Regions from separate parts of the Homo sapiens genome. Here region 2 is linked to region 1. A link is a loop called in an ENCODE intact Hi-C map of the cell type or tissue named here. Cell type or tissue: spleen. All regions are shown on one strand. Each heading gives the region's core, and the rest is flanking DNA. Links, peaks and the distances in the headings are about the cores only. Region 1 has its middle 4.8 kb from the start of PLPP7. Region 2 overlaps NUP214 (nucleoporin 214).

Region 1 (8,326 bases), core at 41-8,040:
AGTCTTTGGAAAAGAGACTGCTGCAGTGTCTCCTTGCAGGCATCACCGTGAGCTGGGGCTTTGCACACAGCATCTTCATGGCTTTCCACAATGATCCCAGAACTGATCCAGAGAAACCCAGGGATCAGGGGTTGACCCGACCCTGTCATCATCCCATTCTACAGATGAGGACACTGAGGCCTGGTGAAGAGGGAGGGGTGGATGGAACCAGGGGGCCTGGCTCTAAGACCCAGAGGCTGGATGACTGGGATATAGTGGGCGCTCTCACCAGCATTCCTTGCAGTATAGGGACCTTGTTTTCAGTGGCCACCAGAGACAGTCCCAAGGCTCTTTCTCTCTCATGGACCACTCTGCATTCAGAGTTTCAGCGGGTCCTCCAAGGGCTTGCCACCTTCAAGGCTGGGGTCATCAGAGGCCAAAAAGGAATCTCAAGAGAGGGAAAAGTTTTTGTTCTGCAGATGGAAATGTTCGGTGCTGGAATTCTGTTGCCCTGGGAGACAGCGTTCTCTCCCCAACTGTTGGGGACCAGACCGAAAGCCAATGACGAAGCTTGGAATGTCCACCAGGGAGGTGGGTGGGGCCAAAGAGCCAAACAGGTGTCTGAAGGTGGGAGACATTGAGAGGCTAGGTGGCAGATGGAGGCGTAGGGCATGTCTGCATCCCTGACCTGCCTAACTGGGACAGGGGGCAGGCTGAGCCTGGCCAGGGGAGTAGGGACAAGATCTCAGAGAGAGCTGGTCCAGCAGCCTCCCCTACAGGTGGGGAACAGAGGCCCAGTGAAGTCCTCCAGGGAGGCTTCCTTCACTAGAACCCGGGTCTTCTGGCCCTGCACTCAGTGAGAGCGTCACTCTCCACTGAGGGCCATGGTGCCGCATGGGTATGGCAGGGCATGGGACAAGGGATTGAAACCGCTGCCTGTGCTGGCTGCAAATCTGGAGGCTGGGGCCTTTTCAGCCGAAGCTCAGAACCACATGGCTTATAGGGCAAGTTAGGCTTGGGGCACCTGCCCACTGTTCCAGCTCATTCCTTCCCCAGTGTGGACCGGACACGTCCGCCGGGCCAGGCACTGAGAAGATATAGCGGAGGAGTCACAGCCAGGCCCAGACAACAGCACTCACATCCCCTTCCCTGAGATGTCGGGGATAATGCCAGGAGCCATGAATGAGGGTATTGATTATCATCAATAATAAATAGGTACAGACTGATGCTCAAAATGGTTATGAGTAAGCATCGATGGCTATAAATCAGGAGGTATGTCGGTCAGTTGTTTCGATGTGTGTGTCTGCTGCTGAGCTGGAGGAAGGGTGCGTGCACCAGGGCTGTGGGTTGTGAGGCTGTGGGGTGTGTGTGCAGTGGGATAGGGCGTGTGGGGGCATGTGCATCTCTGCGTGATGATGTGAGTGTGCATCTCTGCGTGTGAGGCTATATTTGACAGTTGTTGGTGACTGTGGGTGTGTATGAGTGTGTCCATCTTGTAAGTGTATGTGCCTGCATGCCATGTGGGTGTGTGTCCATGTGTGTATGGGGTGTGTAATGGTGTGAATGAGCATATGTGGTATGGGTGTTGATGGGCACGTGCGTGCAAGTTGTGTATAACCGTGTGTGTATTGTGTGAGGGGATGAAAGTGGGGGTGTAAGGATGTGTTTAAGTGTGTGTTCTGGTTGTGTGTTTGGGTCCATGTGTGTCTGTGGATGAGGCCATGTGTCTGTGTGTCTGTGTGGGTGTGGGTGTGAACTGGATTGTGTGGTGAGCACATCTGTGGGTGTGCATGAGTGTGAGTGTGCAAGTGTGTCTGCACATGCGGGTGTGTTGGGTGTGAGTGTGGGGCTGAGTCCGAGTCACTGAGGCTGAATCGAGATCAGGAAGGGGCGAGTAGGGACTGTCCCTCGCTGCCCACCGAGGGTCCCAGGTAGGGCTCCTGGCCTCGCACTCCGCCCCCCGAACCCCCGCAACACCCTCCACTCCCCCTCTGGCCGGGCTTCCCCATCCTCCTGGAGGTTTCTAGGAGCCTCCAGCCACCGCCCTGAGCGCCTAAGGTCTTCCCCGCCCGGGGCGCGCGTCAGAACGCACAGTCTCCCAGCCCAGGTCCGGAGGCTCAGGCAGCCCAACGCCGGCACCGCGGAGCTGCAGCGCGCTCAGCACCGCCCCGCCCACCCCGACGCCGCCCCTCTGCACCCGCTCACCACCAGTCCCACCCAGCAGCCTCCGTCCGAGAGGTCAGAAGCCCACGAGCAGGAGATGCCAGTGGGGGGACGCGGGCAACCCCGGCCGGGCCAGGGGCGCGCCGCCCACCAACACGCCCCGCGGTCCCCCGCCCCCCGCCGCCGGGGAAGGACGGAGGGGGCGGCCTGGGATCGGGTGCGGGACTGGGAGTTCTCCAAGGTGCTAAAATAAACCCAGCGAAGGATCAGGTTTCCCGACCAAAATAACCCAGGAGCGGCCTTAGAAATGCGAACTGAGAAAGCGATCCGGGCGGGAGGCGGGGGTGAAAAATGCTTTCCGCGGGGCTCCCTCGCCCTCCTGGCAGGGGAGCCCGCGGCGGACCCTCCCTCCTCTCCCCTGCAGCTGCCAGGCCGTTGGCCCCACCCAGAGTGGAGCTTCTCACCCACTCCCTCCCCTTCCTTTCTGCCGTCAGTCCCCCAATAGTGTCACAATAGTCCCCTAACAGTGTCCCACTGGCCATCTTTGATGACCAGGTGTGTAGCAGGTTCGAGCCCGGCTTGGAAGTTGTTTCTACTATGAGCCAGGCACTGCCTGAGCACCTGGGTCCCACCAGTGAACAAATAGACGACAGTCCCCGCCCCGGGGGACTAGCCTTTTCCTAGCAGGACACAGAACCCCAAACACTCACAGAATAAAGAGGTGAGGCTATGCTGCGTCCGAAAGGGATATGGGCTTAAAAAAAAAAAAAGAAGGCTGGGCGTGGTGGCTCACACCTGTGATCCCAGCACTTTGGGAGGCCAAAGCGAGCAGATTGCCTGGGCTCAGGAGTTTGAGACCAGCCTGGGCAACATGACGAAACCCCATCTCTACTAAAAATACAAAAAATTAGCCAGGCGTGGTGGTGCACACCTGTAGTCTCAGCTACTCGGGAGGCTGAGGCAGGAGAATCGCTTGAACCTGGGAGGCGGAGGTTACAGTGAGCTGAGATCACGCCACTTAATTCCAGCCTGGGTGAAAGAGCGAGACCCTGTCTCAAAAAAACAAACAAGAAAACAGCAGAGAGCAGAAGAGGGAAGAGGGCAAGGGGTGGGGGGTGAGATTTGACTTGGGGCTCCCTGCTGGTTCATGCAGTGGCCTGGCTAGATCCCTCAACTCTGAGCTTGTTTTCCCCTTTGTGTGCAGGGCGTGAAAAGCCCTGTCTGTGAAGTGTCTGTGCTGGTTACACTGGGTGATGTAGGGCGTAAACTCTACTCCAAGCCTGGCACAGGCATAGCAAGGGTTAGGTATAAGCCAGGGGTAAATATGCATGTTTGTATTTATGGTAACTATCTTAAACTCTTAAAGACAGAAAACAAGTGTCTGCAATGTCCAAACTGCTCTAGGTACCAAAAGCTGCCAGAAAACTCCTGCTGTCAAGTGAGAGAGAAGTAGTATTGTCAGATGGTTAGGGATTTAGGCTGAGCTTTGGGTCTGAATCCTTGTACCAGCTGTGGGCCCTGGCAAATCAATTCACTCCCAGCCCACCTCTCAGCAATCGATATTTGGAACAAGGCCCAGGTGGAGCAAGGCTCCTGGGACGTCTACTGGTCTAAGGGGACAGGGCCACCAAGGTCATCTTTGCTCTTCTCATTGGTCCGTCCATGGGGCCTGGCACATTGTGGCTTCAAGAAGTGTTGGTGAAGGCTGGGTGCGGTGGCCAATGCCTGTAATCCCAGCACTTTGGGAGGCCAAGGTGGGCAGATTGCTTGAGCTCATGAATGCAAGACCAGCCTGAACAACATGGTGAAACTCCATTTCTACAAAAAGCAGAAAAATTAACCGGGCGTGGTGGCATGCGTCTATAGTCCCAGCTACTTGGGAGGCTGAGGTGGGAGGATCACTTAAGCCTGGGAGTTGGAGGTTGCAGTGAGCCAAGATCATGCCACTGCACTCCAGCCTGGGCAACAGTGCGAGACCCTGTCTCAAAAAGAAAAAAAAGTGTTGGTGAGTGAATGAATGAAACTGAATGAGTAAGTGAATGAGTGACAGACGAGGCCAAGCAGGCAGGGAACAGAGAAGCTGTGGGACACGTGGCCAGGAGGACAGCTCACAGGCTCAGAGTCAGAGGGACTGGCCTGCCTAAGTCCCAGCTCTGGCCCTGGCTAGCTGTGTGGCCTCACAAGTGATGTCACCACTCTGGGCCTGCACTTGTTCCTCTAACATGGGAAGAGGGTGGTTGGACTTGGCTTGTCAACCGCGAGTGTCTGTGGCCCCATCCTGCCTCCCATGTCTGGACGCTACAGTAGGTAGTTTGGGCTAGCCCACCAGATCCCATGGGGATCCCTCCCAGCATGGTCCCAGCCACCCCACCTTGACTACTTGTTTCTTTTTTCTTTTTCTTTTTTTTTTTTAATTGAGACGGAGTTTCGCTCTTGTCATCCAGGCGCTGGAGTACAATGACGCGATCTTGGCTCACTGCAACCTTTGCCTCCCGGGTTCAAGCGATTCTCCTGCCTCAGCCTCCTGAGTAGCTGAGATTACAGGTGCACGCCACCAAGCCCTGCTGATTTTTGAATTTTTAGTAGAGACGGGGTTTCACCACATTGGCCAGGCTGGTCTCAAAGTCCTGATCCACCTGCCTCGGCCTCCCAAAGTGCTGAGATTACAGGCGTGAACCACTGGCCCGGCCTTTTCTTTTTTTGAGACGGAGTTTCGCTCTTGTCGCCCAGGCTAGAATGCACTGGTGCCATCTTGGCTCACTGCAACCTCTGCCTCCTGAGTTCAAGCAATTCTCATGCCTCAGCCTCCCAAGTAGCTGGGATTACAGGCGTTAGCCACCACACCCAGCTAATTTTGTATTTTTAGTAGAGACCAGGATTCACCATGTTGGTCAGGCTGGTCCTGAACTCCTGACCTCAGATGATCCACCCGCCTCGGCCTCCCAAAGTGCTGGGATTACAGGCGTGAGCCACTGCGCCCGGCCTTGACTACTTGTTTCTATCCTGCTTTAGAGCACAGGGATATATGCAGAAGGACAGCCACCCTAGAGTAGTTTTTGAATAGTTACACAATGGAAACAATGAAATGTCCAATAACAGGGGATTGGTTACATAAATTCTGGCCCATCCATGTGACAAAATGCCAGGCAGCCTTTGAAAAATAATAGAGTGTCATGGAAACATGGCCAGATTTATATTGTTAAGTGAAAAGGATAGGTTGCTTTTCAGAAGAATGTATAATGTCATCACATGTTTAAAATGCATATTTTGGGGCCAGGCGCAGCGGCTTACATCTGTAATCCCAGCACTTTAGGAGGCCAAGGCAGCAGACCACTTGAAGTCAGGAGTTCAAGACCAGCCTGGCCAACATGGTTGAAACCCTGTCTCTACCAAAAAATACAAAAATTAGCTGGGTGTGGTGGCATGCACCTGTAGTCCCAGCTACTCGGGAGGCTGAGGCATAAGAATCACTTGAACCCGGGAGACAGGGATTGCAGTGAGCCAAGATCATGCCACTACATTTCAGCCTGGGTGACAGAGTGAGACCTTGTCTCAAAAAATAATAATAATAATTTTTAAATGCATATTTTTGTGTATGTTGCATATATATGATATATAGAGATATAGCTTATTTAGTATATATTATTTTCTAATTAATAAAGTAATGCTTGGTTGATGCAAAATATTTTAGTAATTGGAAATGAGACAAGTGAGAAACCGTTTATATCCTGATCACCCTCACGTTAACACTGGGTGGTAGGATGAAACCTATATCAACCGCGTGTGTTGAATCTATTGCAGTAAGTATGTAACACTTTGATAGTAAGAAAAAATAAGGCTATTGGTAAAATTATACTCTTTTATAAATTGGCTAATTATTTTGTGGATGTGTGTCCTGGTATCCCCAACTAGACTGCGAGATCAATGAGAGGACGAGATCAATAAAAGCATTGAATGAATGAATGGATGGATGAATGAATGAATGAATTCTCAGTCTCTTGGGAAGTGGGATTGTGCGGCCCATATTGGGTGCTTATAAAGGTTTGTGGGGGCCAGGCACAGTGGCTCGTGCCTGTAATCCCAACACTTTGGGAGGAGGAGGCAGGAGGATCACTTGAGCCCAGGAGTTCGAGACCAGCTTGGGCAATATAGTGAGACCTCGTCTCTAAAAAAATAAAGTAAAAATAAAGGCTTGTGGGTTGAGGCAACCAGGAGTGTCTGTGGTCCCATCCTGCCTCCCTGTATCTGGGTGCTATAGTAGGTGGTTCAGGTTAGCCCACCAAGCTTGCTTGCTCTTGCTTCCCAGCTACCTGAGACTGTGAACAGTGTCACCCCACCATACAAGGGAGAGGAGCAGGTCTCAGGGTCCTGGAGGAAGCCACCAAAACCATCACAGACAGAAAGAGCCCTTCACACAATCTTCTTGCCAGCCCTCAAAGGGGAAAACGGGCTTGGAATGGCGAAAGGATTTGCCTGGGGTCACTCTGGAGGTGGCTGAGCCAGGGTTTGAACCTGGGGCCATCCTACCCCAGACTTTATGTCTTAACTACTGCTGGGCAGGAGCCAAATCAGACCCCATGGCCCCAACAGTGTGAGGCCCATTGTGGCTCTCAGAACATGCCAGCAGCTCTAGCCAGACGAAATGCTGACACAGCCTCTGGGTATTAATAGCCCCTGTCTGGGCCGGGCTCCTGTGCCCCTCCTGAGGCCACCCAGGGAGAATGGGGTGAGTGCTTGGTGGGGAGATGAGCAGATCAGTTCCCTGTGGTCCAGGGATCTGAGTCCAGCGGCCCTCGTGCCACCCCCCATAGGGACCACTTAGGAGCCGGACCCCTTCTCTTTTCAGCTTCCTGGCTCGAGGCCTTCACCCACTCAGCCTCAGCTTCCACGTCTGTAAATGGGGATATCACAGCTGCGTTACAGGACTGTCATTAGACTTTGTCGATAAGCTGAACACATAGAGAGCTCAGCACACAAAGAGCTTATACACGCTCAATATCCGTGCCTGGCGTGCACACTTCCATGTGCGCCAGGTTCCAGCCGTCTAGTGTCCGGGATGAAGCAGCACATGTCATCATTGCTGCACCCAAGATGGCAGGACGTCTCGCGGCCACGACATCCCCTCTATGGCCGCACAGTCTGAGTGGAGCACGCTGGAGAGGAAGAGTGGGGAATGAGGCAGGTCTAGCCTGCTCCAGCCCAGCTGGACCCAGCCAGGGCGTCTGCAGGGAACCCCAGACTGAAGGCTCCTGGACTCTGGCCTCATCCCTGCCAGGAAAGGGGTGGAGGCCAGACCACAGGGTTGGGCCCTTCTGAAGCGGGCACTCAAAAGGAAGAGACGGCTGTGCCTCGTTTGTCAAATGAAATCAATTACTAACCCACAGGGCTGAAATTGATTCCTAACTCACTCTGCAGCAGGGACTCAGCTCAGCGTTTCACAAACACTGTCTCACCCGGACTCACGAGAGCCCTAAGAGGTGGACACTGTCATTCCCATGCGACAGGTGGAAACACCAAGGCCCAGGGAGGCCAAGTGAGTTGCTCAAGGTCTCCCAGCTGGTTGATGGCGGGGCAGAGCCCCGTCTGTCTGACTCCAGAGCCTGGGTGCCCATCCCCCATGGCCAGGGAACACCCACTCCCTCCCAGGGCAGCTTCCTGTTCTTGGGAGGCTCTAGGTGGGCCTGAGGCACCGTGGGCTGGCTCCATGGTTGGAAGAGAAGTTGCAGCCCCCTGCCTTCATCTGGGCGAGCAGACAGGCCTTGGCCACTGAGAATCAGGAGACGGAGGAGCTCACTTCTGACTCTTCTGGTCAGCTTAAATTGGCAGCTTCCCCCATCGAGCCCAGGCCCAATCAGCCCTAAAAGGGCTGTGGAGACTTCGGGTTCCCACAGGTGGTCCAGATGGGAGCAGGGATACCTCCCTCACATCCGGAATCCTCAGCTGGGCCCTCTGGGTCTGCGTTCTGGGTTTGCAGCCTCTCGTCCCCTTGGGCCCCATGCAGCCACACGGGCCTCCTGGGCCTCCTGCAAGGCAGGCTGTCCCCGAATGGGACTCCCCCTTTGTTCTTCCTTCCTGGGGGCAGCCGTCCCTGATTCCCAGACCAGACCCAGAGCCCCCAGAGCCCCGCTTCTAGGATCCTGCCACACATTTGCACACCTGTGACCACTTACACGTGTCCTTCTTT
Region 2 (8,326 bases), core at 249-8,248, 47 kb before region 1:
CTTTTTGAGGCTGAAACTTGGTTATCTCCTCTCCTTGTTCTTTTAGCCATTGTGTATCAGGACCATCCAAGGACGCACTCTGCGATTGAGTGGAGGCAGAGGAAGCCACTCATGCCAGCAGCAGTTGAGTTTCAGAAGCAGCCATAGCGCTTTTCAGTACAGTACAATAGTAGCCAGCGTGAGGCAGGACAGTGCTGCGCCTTAGCCGGCCTTGGCTCTCATCTCCATGTGGCTCTTGGGTGCCATGTGTCCTACTCCAGAGAGGAGGGGGCCGGTCACTTGAGAAGACAGCCTTTATATTCTGTATGTGGCAGTGACATTGGTAGCCACACCTACCCAGTGTCTACTAACCACAGTGCAGATAGCCCTTGGGTAGACCCAGGAAGTGTGAAGACAGACACTGCTGTTGCCAGACAACACTAGCAGAACGATGCTGGATTTGACAACAGTGTTTGCTAGGACGGCCCAGAGCTCATCACTGCAGTTTTATTAGAGTGCTTCTTTATCTTTAATGCAGTATCTTTGAGGCCTGTAACATCCTAGATAGTTGCCATCAAACAAGGACCGTCTCGCATTGAAAACAGATGTAAGAATTTCTCTTTCAGGCCCAGAATCTGACAGTGCTTTGGCTTGGGTCATGAGCAGCGGGGAGTTGGGAAGAGATTTTTTTTTTTAGAGTTTTACATATTGGCAGGTTGTATTTTTTTAATGTTTTAATAAAAGTTTGACATGACATTAATTCATCATGTTGCAGACAGTGTGACCTCCTTGGTTCTGATGGCTTATGTGGGGACAGTAGACCATGGTGAGGTCTCCACTGTGTCACCACCTGGTCTGAAGGTCCCCATCTCGCCTGTGCCCCAGGGTCACCTGCAGAGTTCTTTGTCAAGTGCACATTCCCAGCCTCCATCCTGGGGACTCTGGCTCCAGAGGACTCCGATAGAGGCTGGACGCCCACCTGGCTTTGTGTTTGGTGATTTCTTAAGCTCACGAGAAGAGGAATCTCATTGTATAGCACTGTTGGGTTTCAGAAATCCCTCCCTCAACCAGATGCCAGCAGAGCCAAGAGCTGGAATTAGATCCGTGGTGTCTCTGGATGACTGTCACCCTGCGCTCTGTGCAGTTAGGAGAGGGAGGGGCTGTCTGTACGGTCCGTTATCTAGGGGCTCTGCCTCTCGCAAAGAGCTGGGGTCTCCATAAATTTAATGTGTGCTCTTTTTGGTCCTTGAGAATTGAAGAGCCTGTCACCTCCACCCTGTGTTCACAGGTGAAGTGGGGGGACAGTCCCCATGACATTCACAACCAGTCACAGGGCATCTTTCTCCCACGTGGGCTCGTGCTAGTCTAGAGACAAAGGGACTCAAGCTCTGACAGGAGAGGCTCGTGGCGGAGGGCTTAGCTTTAAAGGGAGAGATGTACCTGAAGCTCTGCAGGCTCCGTTCTGCCCTTGGCTGTCATCCTGCCGACTGGCACCCAGGCCGAGCCAGTCTTCTCCTACCCTTTTGCTTCCCCCTGGACACTCCTTTTTATAAATAGAAATGGTTCGGCCTAAACCCTTGACCTCAAATTCTCTGCGTTGATCCTCCATTGAGGTGGCATGTGACATCTCTCCATAAGGCACTATCAGCTGTGCTCAGGCAGATAACACCCCCACTCCCTGTCAGGCAGCAGCCCCGGAGGAATGTACTACTGGCATGTGAGCCCCTCCAAGTTCCTTTTTTGGGGGTGATTACAGCGGTAGATGGCAGGGGTCAGCTCAGCCTGCATCCCCTGACGCCTGAACTGTCAGGATATCCGGCTGGAATGCACAGTCGCTCCCACCTGCCCAGGGAGGAGATGGCGGGGCTTGAGCCATCTCCAAATCGGGGCAGGCAAAGAGCCTGGATGACAAGAAGGGGCCCCAGGGATGCCCACGCAGCCCTTCTGGGGCATGTGCTGCAGCGGCAGGCACAGGAGGTTTCATTTATGTTTCTGCTCCGCGTAACTCAGGAAAGGGGGCGCAGACTGAGCTAGGCTGTGTTTTGCTTGGCTTTTCCAGACACACATATCACACTGGTAATTGGTGCTTCAGATGGCAACATAGGGATAGAGGCCAAATTGAGCTCCTCAGGGACAGGTAGAACCCCAGTTACACGACACCCACAATCCCGGCCTCTCGTTTGGGCAAAAGTATGAGTCCTGTGGCACGGTGATGTGGCTGAGCCGGTGGTCCCCTCCACATGGCCCTGCCCACCTGTGAGTGTCCTGGTGCCTGCTTTCAGCTTTGCGTTCTCTGTGGCAGCCTCCAGAGAGGCTTCTAGGTCAGGTCTCTGGCATTACAGAGAAGGAGTGGACTGTGCAGGCTGCCCTCACTCTTACCCCCACCAGCTCTGTAACCAGAACGAGGCACTTGGCCTCTGTGTCTTGAGAGTTTTTCCCCTCAGTTGTAAAGTAGAATTCGAATACCTGTCTGGCAGGGTGGCGGTTCGGACTAAATGAGGTGCACCTGGCCCAAAGCTGCTTCCCAGTCTTGGCGATGCTGTTACGCTCACCCGCAGGCTCTGGCCTGACATCTGGGTTAAATGATCCCAAGTTGGTTCCCACTTTGACCTCATCTGGTCTGTGGGGTGGGGACATCTCCTGCCTGGCCTTCAGGCCCCTTATCAAACACAGGACCCTGCTGCTGGGGAATGGTGCGGCTCTAGTGCGGCGCTCAGGCTTTCGCTGGAGATTTTTCATCAGGGCTAGGCTAGGCCCTTGAATCTGTGTTTTTCCTAAAGTGGGTGATTCTTGTACAGATGGTCCATGAACCCCATGGGCCTTCTGCTTTAATCTAAGGACAGTAGCCATAAATACCCACCCAGGGGGCATCTGAAAAACAGAACCCAGCTCCCATGAACATGTTTATTTTGCAGTTAATCCAGGCTAAGGGATTTTATCTGAAATTGTTGATAAGAAACACAAGTGTAAATTTAAGCCGCTCTGGCACCTGCTCAAAAAAGAAAAACTCTAAAAGCACAAGTGGGCCAAGTCACCTCCTTGCCACTCAAAACACTTTGAACCCTCCTCTGTGAGTCCCTGTAACAGAGGAGGAAAGACCTTCCTTGCCCTCATCCTGCCTTGCAGCAGCTCACCCCACTTGGCTTCTGGACTGCCACTTAGTTGTTTATTCTATTTTTTTTTTTTTTTAAGACGGAGTCTTGCTCTGTCACCAGGCTGGAGTGCAGTGGCACAATCTCGGCTCGCTGCAACCTCCGCCTCCCAGGTTCAAGGGATTCTCCTGCCTCAGCCTCCCGAGTAGCTGGGACTACAGGCGTGCACCACCACGCCTGGCTAATTTTTGTATTTTTAGTAGAGACGGGGTTTTACCGTGTTAGCCAGGATGGTCCTGAACTCCTGGACTCAAGCCATCCGCCCTCCTTGGCTCCCAAAGTGCCGGGATTACAGGCATGAGCCAGTGCACCTGGCCCCATTTGTAATTTCTCTTAGAAGACCTGTCCAGTACTTCTCGGCATTTGATTTTCAGCCAACAAAACTGGCCCAGTTTCATGCCAGAGATGGGGCTTCTTGCCTGAACTTCCTCTGAGGAAGTCCGTGGAGCACCCTGGCTGGAAGGCAGGGATAGTGGATCTCCCAGCCTGGGCTGCCAGCTGGTCGGATTCCTGCGTGTGCACCCCCATTGCTCTGTCTCAACATCACTCTCTACTTTCCTCCTGGGGAAAGGAGGAGGAGCAATTGGATGGAGGGTGTATCAACCCCCAAACTTCTGCCGTTTTCAAAATGTCTCCTATGGGAAGTTAGTATTCTATAAAAAAAAAAAAGGTGGGGGGGGGCTCTATGGCCATATAAGTTTAGGAAGAGTGGATGGAACAAAATTTAACATCTTTTTATTATAAAAAAGACCTTTTTGAGCCTTTAATATGCAAATATGTTTTGTAAATCAACAAGAGGAAACAGTCCGCCATTTCCCAAATACGTTTGCTCGGAACCTTTCTCCTTGGAGTTGGGGTCCTTGGCACTCAGGCTGGGAACCGCTGCCTCGTTGATGTTGCTATACGGAAGCACAGCTCACTTCCTGCTGGTTGTGTTTCTAACACACATTCCTTTTTAAAAATTGCTTTGTAATAGTAACAACTCACTGGATGGCTACAGCATGCCAGCACTGACTATGCTAAGCCCTTCACTGACATTTTCACATTTCACCCTGTGAGCCACGTACTACAACCCACAGCTTTCAGATGAGAAAATGAGGCTGAGCCAGGAAGCGGTTTGCCCAAGTCTCACAAGAGAATGAGGGGCGGAGCCAGCACTGGGGCCCGGGCAGTGTCTCCCTCCCGCTCCTGCCAGGCCCTGGCTGGCTACCATTGGATCTCCTGATTCTTCTCCAAGATACCTGTTCATTTCCAAAGAAATCTTGCCGGCTGGTGCCAGCAACACTGCTGAACCCCTTACCGACCAGCAGACCACCCTGTGAAAACAAGCCGGCCTTGACATCAGTCACAGCAAATAACCCTGACACCACGCAGTTACCTGTCCCCTCTGCTGCCTCTCACCTGTTTGTATCTGTGATCACGATCTGTCTACAACGGCAGCCCGGCGGGGGCTGGGCAGAGGCCGGGCCTGTCTAGCTTATGTTGGCGTGAACCGCACATGGACAGGGGTTTGCGGGTCCTGACGAGGACTCCAGGGTGGGAGCAGCTGGCTCCATACCCTTCAGCTGTGTCATCTGCCCTTCCTCTGCCGTCTCCTCTGGGGTCTGGCTTTGAGGCTTGCCAGAGTCCCACCAGAGGTCAGGCCACAGGCCCACTGAGGTGGCAGTTGCTGCATTGTTATAAATAGAAGCCCATCCATACCGCAGCCCCGGCCGGCCGGAGATTCTCTGCATTGTTTTCAGACCTAGATTGCCAGCTGCAGAGGCCACAGGCAGGGGTGGGGGGAGCGAGTGGGCTGTGGATGGAAGGCGGGAGCCCCAGCATATGAGACAAGAGCCGAGCCCGGTCCTGGCTAGAGGCGACCTCTCCTTGCTGGCATCCTGGCCCGTGAGGGTACAGAAGCAGCTTTGCTTTGTGGCCCATCGGATGTTGGCTTTCTCGACCTCACCTAGTGCCTTTCCATCTGGAAGCCTAGAAGGGGGCTTGGCTGCCATGCAGCCCTCACAGTGCCTGCAGGCCCTCCTGTCTGGCCCTCCTCCCCCTCCTGCCCCCTTCCGCATCTAACTCTCCCTGCGGTTCTCCAGGCCCCTCTGCACTTTCTCTGCTTCTCAAATGGCCCATTCTCCTCGTCGCCACAGGACCGCTCCATCCTCTGTCCCTTCCTGCTCATCCTGCAGGTCTCCATTTAAGCGCCACCTCCCCACGGCAGAGCCTTCCTGGTGGGCTGACCTGCTCACAGGCACTGGCTCCCTTTGTGTGCTCCTGCCCTGCCGCACTGCTATTTTGAGGCCTCCGTCGCAATTGAAATTTCTCGTGTAGTCGGTGGTTTCATTCATTTATCTAGTCCGTCCCAGCAACGGGCAGCTCTGTGAGGGCAGTGCCAGGACAGAGCAAGAGTCAGGAACTGTTGATAAATGACTCCCAGCACGACTTCCTAGAAAGAAGCCAAGACTTGTTCAAAAGCCAGACCCCCACCTGAGATGACAAGAGATAGCAGGTATTCAGACAGTTCAAGGGCACAGGGCCAGCTAATGGCACCAGAGGCACACAGCAAGGCCAGGGCTCCCCCACCCTGCCCAGGGGTCCTCTGGGTCTCATCCCAGGAACGCACTAGGGCAGGGCAGCCAGGTGAGTGGTGAAGAGTGCAGACTGGGTGCAGGAGGCCCTGGGGAGGAGGCCTTTCTCTGAGACACCAGCTGGAGCAAGCCGTCCCATCTGCCCCCCGTGAAAATGAGGCAGGTGCCGTGTGCCTCACAGGGCAGGGCTTGCACGGGGCTCAGGGCAGCGCCTGGCAGAGTCACTGGGGTGCTCACGGTGGCTTCCCTGCCTTCTCAGGGAGAGACCCAGGCCCCAGCAGACGGACCCCAGTGCCCCACGAAGTCTTCCCTGATCCCACAGCTGACCGGCAGCACTCACTTCAGGAATGGGGCTCGGGGACCCGCAAAGGTCCAGCCTGGGTGACAGAGTGAGACTCTGCCAAAAAAAAAAAAAAAAAATCAAGACAGTAGACATCAGACAAGGAAGGACAGTGATCCCCAAGATTCAAGAAACTAATGAATGAGCCATATGATTGCCCCAGTTACCGCCTGGAGAGTGTGTCCAGATCACAGTGCATGGAAGGAGAGCCCAAGAGGAGCCCGACAGTCTCCCGGAGTTTACAAAGCAGAGGACTGGGGAGGAGAGGGCCTCACACAGAGAGAACTCTGGACCCTTGCGGAGGGTCCTCTCGAGTATTCAACTGAGTACTGCTCAGCTTGGTACATGTGAGGAAATCCCGGGTCTAGAGAAGGAAAACAACATGAGAGGATTAGAGGCAAACTCTTCAGAACTCTAGGGCGAAGAATAGTGCCTCTTCCTGCCGGCCGAAGTGGAAAGCCTCATAAATCACTTCGCATTGGAAACAGTGCTCAGAAACGTTTTGTCTCGGTGCTGGGAGAATATGAGTCCTACCCAGAATGCCACTTGGATCTCACCTAACAACGCTTAAAAGCAAGACCCAAACAAATCAAACTATTTCCAAGTAAGAGCCCAGAACAAAGCCCAAGAAGCGCATAGGAATACAAAAGCACCCGGTAACGGGCGGCTGTCAAAGGTAGCAGAGGGGCAGGCCCTGGTACGCAGTGGCTGAGGCCATCTCCTGGGCCACCTGTGGCTATCACAGCCAAATAGGTACTGCTGGACCAAGAGGTGGTGGTCCTGGGTGGCAAGGGCATCAGCGTTTCTGGCAATTTCTACAGAAACAAGTGAAAGTGCCTGCCCTTCCCCTGCAAGTGGATGAACGCCAACCTATCCTGCGCCCCCTACCACTTCCAGGCCCCCAGCCACATCTTTAGGCAGACTGTGTGGGGCATGCTGCCCCGAAGACTAAGTGAGGCCTGCCGGGCACAGTGGCTCACGCCTGTAATCCCAGAACTTTTGGAAGCTGAGGCAGGTGGATCACCTGAGTTCAGGTGTTCAAGACCAGCATTGGCCAAGCTGTTGAACCCTCATCTCTACTAAAAATACAAAAATTAGCCAGGCGTGGTAGCAGGTGCCTGTAATCCCAGCTACTCAGGAGGCTGAGGCAGGAGAATCGCTTAAACCCAGGAGGAGGACGTTGCAGCAAACCGAAATCGCACCACTGCACTCCAGCCTGGGCAACAGAGCAAGATGCCATCTCGGAAAAAAAAAACCAAAAACAGACTGGCCAGGCACAGTGGCTCATGCCTGTAATCCCAGCACTTTGGGAGGCCAAGGCAGGCAGATTACGAAGTCAGGAGTTTGAGACCACTGCACTCCAGCCTGGGCAACAAGAGCGAAACTCTGTCTCAAAAAAAAATTTAAATTTAAATTTAAAAAGACTTAAGTGAGGCCAGGCTGCCCTGACCACCTCCAAGTATCTGGTGGGATCCCACCACCCTATGACAAGAAAAAGCAGAGGGTGGTTCCCGCTGCCATTAAGACTGTGTTTCACGCCTCTGAGAAAGTCTGCCCACCTGGGGCGCCTGGCTCACAAGGTTGCCTGGAAGTACCAGGTGGTGACAGCCACCCTGGAGAAGAGGAAGAAGGTCAAAATCCACTACCAGAAGAAGAAACAGCTCATGAGCCTACAGAAACAGGCTAAGGGCAGGCATGGTGGCTCATGCCTGTAATCCCCGCACTTTGGGAGGTTGAGGTGGGCGGATCACTTGAGGTCAGGAGTTCAAGACCAGCCTGGCCAACATGGTGAAACCCCGTCTCTACTAAAAATACAAAAATTAGCTAGGTGTTGTAGCATGTGCCTGTAGTCCCAGCTACTAGGGAGGCTGAGGCAGGAGAATTGCTTGAACCCGGGAGGTGGAGGTTGCAGTGAGCCAAGATCGTGCCACTGCACACTCCAGCCTGGGCCACAGAACGAGGCTGAATCTGAAAAAAAAAAAAAAAAAAAAAAACAGAACAAAAAAGTCCTGCTTGGGCGGGGTGCAATAGCTCACCCCTATAATCCTCGCACTTTGGGAGGCTGAGGCAGGAGGATCATTTGAGTGCAGGAGTTCAAGACCAGCCTGGGCAACATAGGGAAACCCTGTCTCTACAAAAAAAAAAAAAAAAAAAATCAAAGTTAGCTGGGCATGGTGGCATGTGCCTGTAGTCCCAGCTACTCAGGAGACTGAGGTAGGAGGATCACTTGAGCCCAGGAGGTCAAGGCTGCAGTGAGCTGTGATGGCATTACTGTATTC

The links. Peaks named below come from ENCODE experiments on the same cell type or tissue, not always from the same donor. Only the 100,000 strongest peaks of a DNase experiment are listed, where the experiment ranks them.
Region 2: it touches region 1 in a loop (1.9-fold over the local background); 27 of 110 quality-filtered maps call a loop at or near these places.

Annotation. Positions count from the first base shown.
Region 1 is chr9:131,280,754-131,289,079 of GRCh38, forward strand. It overlaps a transcript of FAM78A not described here. Among named protein-coding and RNA genes, the nearest start is that of PLPP7, 4.8 kb to the right of the region's middle. RefSeq lists enhancers at 1,442-2,300, 2,301-3,158, 7,243-8,158. In spleen, for the core only: no CTCF peak of the experiment used is centred there; no DNase peak of the experiment used is centred there; H3K4me3 peaks cover 891 bases; H3K27me3 peaks cover 2,993 bases.
Region 2 is chr9:131,233,925-131,242,250 of GRCh38, forward strand. It overlaps NUP214 (nucleoporin 214), which reads left to right. Exons shown (of 36, transcript NM_005085.4): 36 at 1-739. Among named protein-coding and RNA genes, the nearest start is that of FAM78A, 38 kb to the right of the region's middle. RefSeq lists enhancers at 985-5,873, 2,909-3,409, 3,410-3,910, 3,966-4,533, 4,330-4,489. In spleen, for the core only: no CTCF peak of the experiment used is centred there; DNase peaks (open chromatin) are centred at 3,586, 4,277, 4,907, 5,867 and 2 weaker places; H3K4me3 peaks cover 1,477 bases; H3K27ac peaks cover 4,650 bases.